Linked DNA regions of Homo sapiens: region 1 is linked to region 2. A link is a loop called in an ENCODE intact Hi-C map of the cell type or tissue named here. Cell type or tissue: K562. All regions are shown on one strand. Each heading gives the region's core, and the rest is flanking DNA. Links, peaks and the distances in the headings are about the cores only. Region 1 has its middle 87 kb from the start of NAMPT-AS1. Region 2 has its middle 39 kb from the start of LINC02577.

Region 1 (5,387 bases), core at 300-5,299, 360 kb after region 2:
ATTGTGTCCCATGTCCATTCCTCAACCAAACACTGACAAAAGGGATGGAACTTAGATCACTGACTTAATCAATTCACTTCCTTGGGCTAAGGAATGACCTGGCCTCCCCATAAAGGAGATAACTACCAGATGTATTTTAAAAATCAGCGTCTGTTAACAGAGAAGTAAATTGGAGAATGACTCCTGAGTAGAAAACAGACAGAACCTACCATTCGCTATCTCCAAAAGAAAACTCAGGTCCAATAGTGCCTGTACATGCCACAGAGCAGTGCAACACAGACCCCTTTGCAGATCATCCACTTCCAGGTTAACTCAGAGGCAGTCATATTTCACCTGGAAGCTGCTACCAAAGCCAACACAAAGGAGGCCAGAGATGAGACAAAATAAAATAATCTTTTGTTTTAAGTACAGGCTACAGAATGTGTCTCTGAGAGAAATGGAAGTAGGACATAAAGGACGTAAGATTATTTGAATTGTGAATTGTGCTTTCCTAAGGATCTAACATATAATGCTGTAGTATTTTAACCTTCTTGTATCACATGCATCATAATGCATGGGCTTATTATAAGCGATGTTTGATTGTAGTCTGACTTTCCCAAGTTTGCAATAAATGCAATTTTGGATTGGAATAAAAATTTAGGGCAAAATCTCCTTGGTTACCACAGAGCCAAGAAGTAGAAGGATTCTGAGAATTGATTCCATTAGGTATAGCTGTGCCTGTCAAGATGAGGAAGGGCTTTTGTTTTGTTAATGATCCTGGATCTTGTTTCTCCATGCCAGACCTCCCCTACTGATGCTAGAAATCACTAACATCTGACTGTGAGATTATTTTCAATTTTGAATAACTACAAGTTTCCTTTTATTTGACAGCTGCTTCTCCAAAGGGTACTGAGTACACTCAGGTGACTGGAGTATCTACTCTGATGTTCTTATCACCCAAAACTGTTTCCACACTTACATAAAGCACGCTACATGATCTCAGCCAGGTGCCTAGAAGCATTCTGTATAGATGAGTCCTTGTCCTTTGATCCAGTTAATCCAATGCCTCATAACAATAACCATCCCACAATGCAGTGGCTTAAAACAACCATTTTATTTTGCTCACAATTGTGTGGGTCAGGAATTTAGGAAGGGTTCAGCTAGGTGCTTGGTCTGTGGTCCACATGGCATCAGCTAGGGAAGGCAGGGCTGGGAGACCACCTTATATATGGCTTCCTTACTCATGAGTCTGGCACCTTGACCTCTCTCTCTACACAGTACCTCCTCCTCCAGGGCCTCTCCACATGGGGATTGGGCTTCTCACAGCACATTGTTCTCAATGTGCCCTATTTCTTACACGGTGACTGGCTTCCAAGATGCAGGAAGCAGACGTTATCAAACCAATTAAGGGCTGTGCCTGGAGCTGCTGCAGCATTATTTACATTCTATTGGTCTAAGTAGTCACAGGGCTTTCCCAGGTTCAAGAAAGTGCAGAGAAAGAGTCTCAGCCTTGATGGGATTTGGCAAGGTAACTATATTACTCTATCTTGCTATAAAGGCATACTTGAGGCTGGGTAATGTATAAAGAAAAGAGGCTTATTTGGCTCACAGTTCTGCAGGCTGTACAAGCATGACTCCAGCACCTGCTTCTGGCTAGGACTTTAGGATGTTATTTCTCATGGTGGAATGTGAAGGGGAAGCAGGCATGTCACGTGGCAAGAGAGGGAGCAGGAGAGAGGTGTGAAGTGCCATACTTTTCTACAACCAGCTCTCATGTGAACTAATAGGGCAAGAACTCACTCATTACTTTTGGGAGGGCACCAAGCTATTCATGAAAGATCCACCCCCAACCCATGACCCAAACATCTCCCATCAGGCCCCCCATCCAACACTGAGGGTCAAATTTAACATGAGATTTGTAGAAGACAAACATCCAAACTCTATTAGTGACATTTCAGAAAGGCATATAGAAGGTATTATTGTGGCCATCTTTGGGAAGCACAATCTACCATATCCTTTTACTTATTTTAATTGTGTAACAATTCTCTCTTCCTTTCTATTAGACAGGCTTCTTGAGGATAAACCATGTGTGATGCTCTTATAAGAAGCCACAAATACCCTGTATGGGATGTCACAAATATTCATCAGTAAGTGCTGACCAACTCAAAGGCTTAAAATTCAACTCATTGATGAATCACAGAAGATCCAATGACTGACTCAGATCCACCCACTGTTCTTCAGTCCGTCTTACCCTTACTGGTAGAGCAAAACTATACCAGAGAGACCCTCGTTCCTTTTAAACCAAGCCTGACTGCCAAGACTCATGGGAGCCACTGATGAGTATCACATCTAGGGAGAAGGACATAAAGATGACTTCAAGGACTTGGAAAGTTCAAAGGGAGTGATAAGATAAAAGATGAGAAAGGCAAGAGAAGGGAAAAGACAAGAGAATTTCCAGCACCAGAAACTGCTATGAGTTAAGCAACAGGACTTTATAAAAAGGCTATCTGAAAGCTCGCAGAGTCACTGAGAGGCTGGGGACTGGACTCAGAAGAGGGCAGGAGTGTGGGAAATCTGGTACAACCAGAACAAAGCCAAAGCCATACCACAGAATCAGTCCAGGGAGGACACTGTGCCACTGCCTCTGTTCACCGGATGCCATGGCTTGCATGGTTGCTGCCTGGATCACTGCTATTGCTACCCTGGAAACCGGAAGTGCTATTGCAGCTGCCTCCACCCATGACAGTGATCATGTGCTGTGCCTGCTCCCTAGTGCTGTTCCCAGAAAGGTGCATCTGACTGGCTGAGTGGGTCACATGTCCACACATACCGCAAAGGGAAGCTAAGAGAGTGAGTACCATTGTCAGCTTCTTTCCCCCACCAAGGCTCATAAAATGGTGTTCCCTAAAATAGACAGGAAGTTCAGATGATGGACAGCCAAATCATGGACAAATGTCCACTTTATAACCATTATGGATAGTTTATTCCCTAACCATTTGTGGAGACCCTGCCATATGCCAGGCACTATTCTAGGCACTAAGAATACAAAAATAAATAGGAAAGACATGGGGCTTATCTTTTTGTGGGGTGGGGGAGGGAAGACAATAAATAAGGTATTTCAGATAGTGATAAATGCAATGAAGAAAATAAAGTTGTGTACTAGGATACAGGGTCACTGGGGAATGTATGGATATGTGTGGAGCATGGGGAAGTGGGCAGGGATTACTTTAATGGGATGGTCAAGGAAGGCCTCTCTGAGGAGGTAGGGGGAATTGGTCAGAGATCTGAAAGATGGGATGGAGTCAGACAACGAAAAGGCCTGGGGAAGAACCTTCCAGGAAGAGGGAGAACAGAAGCAAATGTCTTGAGGTGGGCATACATGAGCACCTCTGAAGGAAGAAACAGGAGCCGCTGTGCCTAGAGCAAAAGGAGCAGCAGGGAGTTCTGAGACAGTGTTGGAATGGCAGCCTAGCAGTATCAAGGTCTCCCTAGTTGGTGTGAGAGCAGGTGTAACAAAGGACACTTTACACCTGGAGGCATGGTCCCCTTTTTTATGATGGTGGCAGTGCTGGCTTAGAAGTAGAATTCAGAATGGTTTTGTGGATTTTCAGAAGTTTTCAATCTTCTTGGCCACGATATGCTATAAGAATATATTTTATTCCACTACCCAGCACACACACACGCACATATGCGTGGCTGCTGCCCGGATCACTGCTATTGCTACCCTGGAAACCAGGAGTGCTTCTGCAGCCGCCTCCACCCGTGACAGTGATCATCTGCCGTGCCTGCTCCCTAGTGCTGTTCCCAGAAAGGTGCATCTGACTGGCTGAGCGTCAGTCATCTTCTATCTTATCACTCCCTTTGAACATATGTGCGTGTGTATGCTGGGTACTCTCACATGTGCGTGTGTGTGTGCTGGGTACTCTTATATGTAAGATGGTTTATTTCATGTGTCAACTTGGCTAGGCTACAGTACCGATATTTGGTCAAACATCAGTCTGGATGTTGCTGTAAAGGCATTTTTTAGATGAGATTAGCACTTAAATCAGTGGACTTTGAGTAAAGCAGATTACCCTCCATAATGTGAGTGGGCCTTATCCAATTAGTTGAAGGCTTTAAGAAAAAACAGACTGAGATCCCCCAAGTAAGAGAGAATTCTGCCTCCAGACTGTCATCAAACAGAAGCTGCAACACCAAGTCTTCCCTGAGTCTTCAGTCTGCCAACCTAAATATACACATAGGTTCTATTTCCATGGAGAACTCCAACAAATACAATATGCATATATCATATATCTACATATTTATCTGTATCTATACCTAAATCTATATGTACAACAAAAGCTTCACAAAACACAATACTTACTCTTATGGCATATAACATAATCGGGCATTCCCTATTCTCTTCTATTACAGAAAATAAATACTAATAACTTATTTCAGGCCGTGAGGCCTTCTCCTCCCTTTCCCCTGAGTTTCCAGTGCCTTCATGCTGTTTCAATTCTGGGAGTGATAATGAGTCATAAAGTGGGAACATAACTTAGAACTTTCTTATTTCATCCCTTATTTTACAAACAAAGAAACTGAGGAATAAGATAAAATGATTTGTCTTTTGTTCCTTTTATCCCAAAATGTTGCCACTTGATAACAGCCATGAGAAGACTATAGCATTAAAATTACATCCTCCCCCCCTTAAGTATTTGCTTTTAAAAAAGATGACTTTCAGAGAAAAACTGCTTGAGAAAATAAAAAATGCCTGCCTGAGGGTGGATTTCAGGCCCAGTTGCAACTGAGTGAGGGCCAAGCAGGGGAAGAGCTGGGGCAGCATCTTCTGAGCTCTCTCAGGTTGCACTAAACTGCCTGCCTGCATACAAAAACCACTTTTCTTGGTAATTCACGAGCTGGTGACTCATTGCCAGTTTTTGGTTCCTTCTGGATGCTTGTGCCTGGAGCCAAGGCAGCTGTCTTTTGTTTTCTTGTATTGTTCATCATTAGAAGCTGGAGGCATGTTCTGAAAGGATGAGTCCTTTAGCCAGGAAAGGAAAGGCTCTGTCCAAAAGGCAGACAAGAGGCTGACAGGTGGATGGTGCCACAGATCCCGCATCACTTCTCCACAAAGCCCTAACACTTGCCGAAAACAAGATTTTGGTTGGGTGAGTCCACCCAGCCCTTTATTTCCTGCCTGCTGATGCTGTCCACCGAGACCCCTGGAAACTCCGTGAGGAGATGTTGCGATGAGCACGGGTCGGTGAACAAGATGGCAGGTCGTGGGCAGTGTTGTACAGACTGATGTTCTGCCAAGAAACCTGATCTACAAGACTTTTTCACTCTTGAAGCCAACTTGGCACCTCAGTGAAATGTGGAAAGTAAACAGCTTTCATTTAAAAAAATTATTTTCTGTTTTGGTTCTC
Region 2 (5,387 bases), core at 204-5,203:
TTAAATTTTTTTTACACAAATAAGTTCTTTAGCAGTGATTTCTGAGATTTTGGAACAACCGTCACCCAAGCAGTGTACACTGCACCCAGTGTGTAGTCTTTTATCCCTCACCCTCTTTCCCCGCTTTGCCCCAAGTCCCGAAAGTCCACTGTGTCATTCTTATGCCTTTGCATCCTCACAGCTTAGCTCCCACTTATGAGTGAGAACGTATGATGTTTGGTTTTCCATTCCTGAGTTACTTCACTTAGAATAATGGTCTCCAGTTCCATCCAGGTTGCTGCAAATGCCATTATTTTGTTCCTTTTTATGGCTGAGTATATAATATTTTCAGTATTCCATGTATTATACACCATATTTTCTTTATCTGCTCATTAATTGATGGGCATTTGGGCTGGTTCCATATTTTTGCAATTGTGACAAAGTAGCATTTTAAATCAATGAGGACAGGAAGGGACTTTCAATAAATGATGCTGTAACAATTGGCTTATCATTTAGAAAAGTTTTCTGCTTTAGAACACACAACTCCACATGTATTAAGAATATAAATGTGAACAATAAAAATATAGAAAAGATATCTGTGTAAAGAAGTTATTTCTATGCTTAATGGCAAAATTTTAAAAAAATTGAGAGATTTGATTATTTAAAATGAAAACAGTTCTGATCAGCAGATAATCTGCACAAACAAAATCAAGTCAAATGAAAAACTGGAATCATACATTTGGAATACATAATACAGAAGAAGGATTAATATGTTCTACACACACACACATTTTATACATATATATATATATTTTTTTTTTTTTTTTTTTTGAGACAGGGTCTCACTCTGTCACCCAGACTGAAGTGCAGTGGCACAATCTTGGCTCCCTGCAGCCTTGACCTCTTGGGCTCAAGTGATCCACCTTGGTCTCCCAAAGTGTTGGACGTGAGCCACCACACCTAGTATATTCAATATGTTTTTTAAAGCCCTTACAAATCAACAATGTAAAAAAACTTGTGGGGAGCCTGAGGGAATTCGCCCATACAAATAAACACAAATATCCAGTAAACACTCACAAATTGAATTCAACCTTAAATGACAGAAAAATACAAATTAAAACAATTAGAAGGTATGAATTTTTACTTATAGCAAGTATCGTTTAAATGATAATACCCAGTTTTTTTTAATTATACTTTAAGTTTTAGGGTACATGTGCACAATGTGCAGGTTTGTTACATATGTATACATGTGCCATGTTGGTGTGCTGCACCCATTAACTCGTCACTTAGCATTAGGTATATCTCCTAATGCTATCCCTCCCCCTTCCCCCCACCCCACAACAGGCCCTGGTGTGTGATCTTCCCCTTCCTGTGTCCATATGTTCTCATTGTTCAATTCCCACCTATGAGTGAGAAAATGTGGTGTTTGGTTTTTCGTCCTTGCGATAGTTTGCTGAGAATGATGGTTTCCAGCGTCATCCAGATAATAGCCAGTTTTGATAAATATTCAGAGAAATAAAACTTTCTCACTGGACCAACAGGGGTGGATATTAGTACAGTTTTTTTGGAGGACAATGTGATAATGTGTATCAAATGTCTTTAAAACATTCATGTCCTTTGAACACATAGAAATGTACTCCTAATAAACAATTATGAATTATTTGTCTATGAGAATATTCATAATAACACACTAGGAAACAACCAAATGTCGAATAATATGGGAACAGTTAAATACAGCTACCATGTAGCCATGAAAAATGATGTTGGAGAATAACAGCATAGAAGAATGATGTCCACAAGATGGCAGAATAGGAAGTCCCAGCCCTCATTCTTCTACAGAAACACAGATTTAATAATGATGTAAGTAACAAAATACCTTTATGAGAAGACTAATTCTAATTAACAGCTTGCAGTACCCTTGGATAGGCACAAAACCAAGAGCAGCTGTGCTGAAACAGATAACAAAATGAATTTCACTTTATCTACATCAGCCCCTTGCCCAAATCAGCACAGTTCAGTGACTCCTCCTTTGTGGGGAGTGGGGGAGAGTGGGGAAAATGTCCAATGGTTCCCAGCCTTTCAAGATGCTCCCCAAGGGGCTAGTTTAGCACACACAGAGTGTTGAAAAGATTGGTATTGTTACAGTAACTAGACAGGCATGAGCAGGGCAGGAGAAGGCTCTCCCCCAACCCACCAGGAATGTCAGGTGTCCCTCAGGTGATGGTTCGGCAGTTACCACACTGCTTCCCTAAAAATGATAATTTGGCAGCTGTTGCCAAAGGGCTGGTTTATGCTCTGCGTCACAAGGAGTGAAGAAAATGAAATAGTCCAGATTCCTGGGGCAGGTGTTGCTGGCATGGCTCTGAGAGATTGGGATAATGCGCATAACTGAGGCTTCTCCCTTAGGAAAGAAGGGAAAGAAAGGAAACTGTGAAAGAAGCCTTTCACAGTGCTGATTGAGAGGCCAGTTTCGATCTTGCCTCACACAGATCACTGATGGAACAGACACAGTCAAACACCAGAGGGAGCAAGAGATATGGGCTCCTGAAAGAAAAACGCTGAATACCTAGAGCAGCTAGGAATGAGGGCCCTGAATCTCTAGCTGAGTTGATTGATGAAGGCCTTTCCTAATCAAAGCCAGTCTGTAAAGACTGTGAAAAGGGACTGTTTTTTCAGGTGTACAAACACCAATGCAAAGCTACAAGGACATGAAGAATCAGGAAAATGTAACACAATTAATAGAACGAAAGAAATCTCCAGTAACTGATCATAAAGAAATGTAAATTTATGAACTGCCGGACAAAGGATTCAAATAATCGTCTTAAAGAAGCACAGCAAATTGCAAGAGAACACAGATAGACAACTACAAGAAATCAGGAAAATGATACATGAACAAACTAAGAATATCAACAGAAACAGAAATTATGAAGAACCAAACAGAAATTCTGAAGCTGAATATAATAACTGATCTTAAAAATTCACTAAGGGGCTTCAATAGTGGACTTGATCAAGCAGAAAAAAATAATCAGGAAACTAGAAGACAGGTCATTTAAAATTATCCAGCCAGGAGAGCAAAATGAAAAAGAATGGAAACAGTGAATAAAGCCTAAGGGAATTATGGGACACTATAAAGTGAAACAGTTTATGCATTACGGGAATCCCAGAAGGAGAAGAGTGAAAAAAAAAAGAAAGCCTATTTAAAGAAATAATGGCTGAAAACTTCCAAGATCTGGGGAGATAAATAGCCAGATTCATGAAGCTTAAAAAAATCCCAAATTGGATGAACCCTATATACAGAGACATATTATAATCCAATTATCAAAAGCTGAGACAAAGAAAAATTAAAAAACAAGAGAAAAGTGACTCATCATTTACGAGAAGCCCCCATAAGACTGTCAGTGGATTTCTCAGCAGAAACCTTGTGGGTCAGAAGGGAGTGAGGTAATCTATTCAAAGGGCTGAGTGGGGGTAGTGGGGGAAAAACACCCTGCTAGCCAAAAATACATTACCTGTCAAAACTGTCCTTCAGAAATGAGGGAGAAATAAAAAATGTTCCAGACAAACAAAAAATGGAGAAATTCCATTACCACTAGACCTGTCTTACAAGAAATACTAAGTGGAGTTCTTCAAGTTGAAATGAAAGGACACTAAACAGCAATATGAAAGCACACGAAAGTATAAAACTTAGTAGTAAAAGTAAATACATTGACCAACACAGAAAACTGTGGTAATGTAATGTTGGTGGATACATTTAGCTCTAGTATAAAAGTTAAATGAAAAAAGTTTAAAAAATAACTATAAATATGAAAATTTATGGATAGATATACAATATTAAAAGAAGATAGAAGCTGGGTATAGTGGCTCACACCTATAATTCTAACACTTTGGGAGGCTGAAGATTGCTTGAGCCCAGGAGCTGGAGACCAGCCTGGGAAACATGGCAAGACTTTGTCTCTACAAAAGAAACAAAAAAATTAGCTGGGTGTGGTGGCACAGGCCTGTAGTCCCAGCTACTTGGGAGGCTGAAGCAAGATGATCACTTAAGCCCAGGAGGTTGAGGCTGCAGTGAGCCATGTTCAACCTAGGTGACAGAGCAAGATCATGTATCAAAAAAAAAAAAAAAAAAAGATTTAAAGTGTGACATCAATAATATAAAGTGTGTGTGTGAGAGATATAGAGTTTCTGTATACAGTGGAAGACAAGTTATCAGTTTAAAATAGACTACTGTGTTTCATGCAATCAAGGTAACCACAAGGAAAATTCCCATAGTAGACATACACACACAAAAAAGAGAAAGGAATCAATGCAAATCACTATAAAAAGTCAATAAATCACAAAGGTAAACAGAAAAAAGGGAAAGAGAAACAAAAGAAATACAAAACAGAAAGCAATGACAGTAGTAAATCCTTACTTATAAATAACTACTTTAAATATAAATGAATTAAACTCCTAATCAAAAGACATAGAGTGGCTGAGTAGATGAAACAACAAGATCTAACAATGTGCTGTCTACAAGGGACTCACTTTAGAATCAAAGGCACACATAAGCTGAAGGTGAAGAGATGGAAAAAGACATTCCATGCAAACGTAACCAAAAGATAGCAGGCTGGCTATACTTATATCACACAAAATAGACCTTAAGAACTATCACAAGTGACAAAAAAGGTCACTATATAATGATAAAAGGGACAATTCATCAGGAAGATATAACAATTATAAATGTATATGCACTTAACATAAGTGCACCTAAATATATAAAGCATACATTGACAGGTTTGAAAGGAGACATAGCAATACAATAGTAGTGGAGGACTTCAATACCTCACTTTCAACAATAGAACATTCAGACAGAAAATAAATAAGAAAACAGTGCTGCACTGAAACAATACCATGGACCAGATGGATCTTACAGACATACATAGAACATTCTATCCAATAGCAGCAGAACACATTCTTCTCAAGTGTACATAGAACATTCTGCAGGACAGATCACATGTTTGGTTACAAAACAAGTTTCAACAAACTTAAGAAGACTAAAGTCATACCAGGTATCTTTTCTAACCACAATGCAATGAAACTAGAAATCAACAACGTAAGAAGAAATGGAAAATTCTCAAATATGTGATTGTCCCTGGATAACTCCTATTCATCCTACAATGCTCAGTTTAGGAGATGCCCCTTTTGGTTATCTTTCTTCATCCTCCCATGCCCATCTTACCAGTTCTCATAGCTCTTCCTTTCTGTGGAGGGAGCACTTGATAACCTGCACAGCCCTTGATCACAATGCTTATTAAACTATACTGTAATTCAGTTTGCTTAGAATATAAAATCTTTGAGGGCAGGAACTGAGATGATCACTTTTGTATTTGGAGTACCTAGCAAGTGCCAGGTGCTAGAGTTCAATGAAT

What was found. Peaks named below come from ENCODE experiments on the same cell type or tissue, not always from the same donor. Only the 100,000 strongest peaks of a DNase experiment are listed, where the experiment ranks them.
Region 1: it touches region 2 in a loop (5-fold over the local background); 3 of 110 quality-filtered maps call a loop at or near these places.

Annotation. Positions count from the first base shown.
Region 1 is chr7:106,369,098-106,374,484 of GRCh38, reverse strand. No RefSeq gene overlaps it. Among named protein-coding and RNA genes, the nearest start is that of NAMPT-AS1, 87 kb to the right of the region's middle. RefSeq lists a silencer at 1-13. In K562, for the core only: a CTCF peak has its summit at 2,737; a DNase peak (open chromatin) is centred at 2,740.
Region 2 is chr7:106,733,819-106,739,205 of GRCh38, reverse strand. No RefSeq gene overlaps it. Among named protein-coding and RNA genes, the nearest start is that of LINC02577, 39 kb to the left of the region's middle. In K562, for the core only: CTCF peaks have their summits at 1,771 (motif pointing right) and 2,501 (motif pointing right); a DNase peak (open chromatin) is centred at 2,515.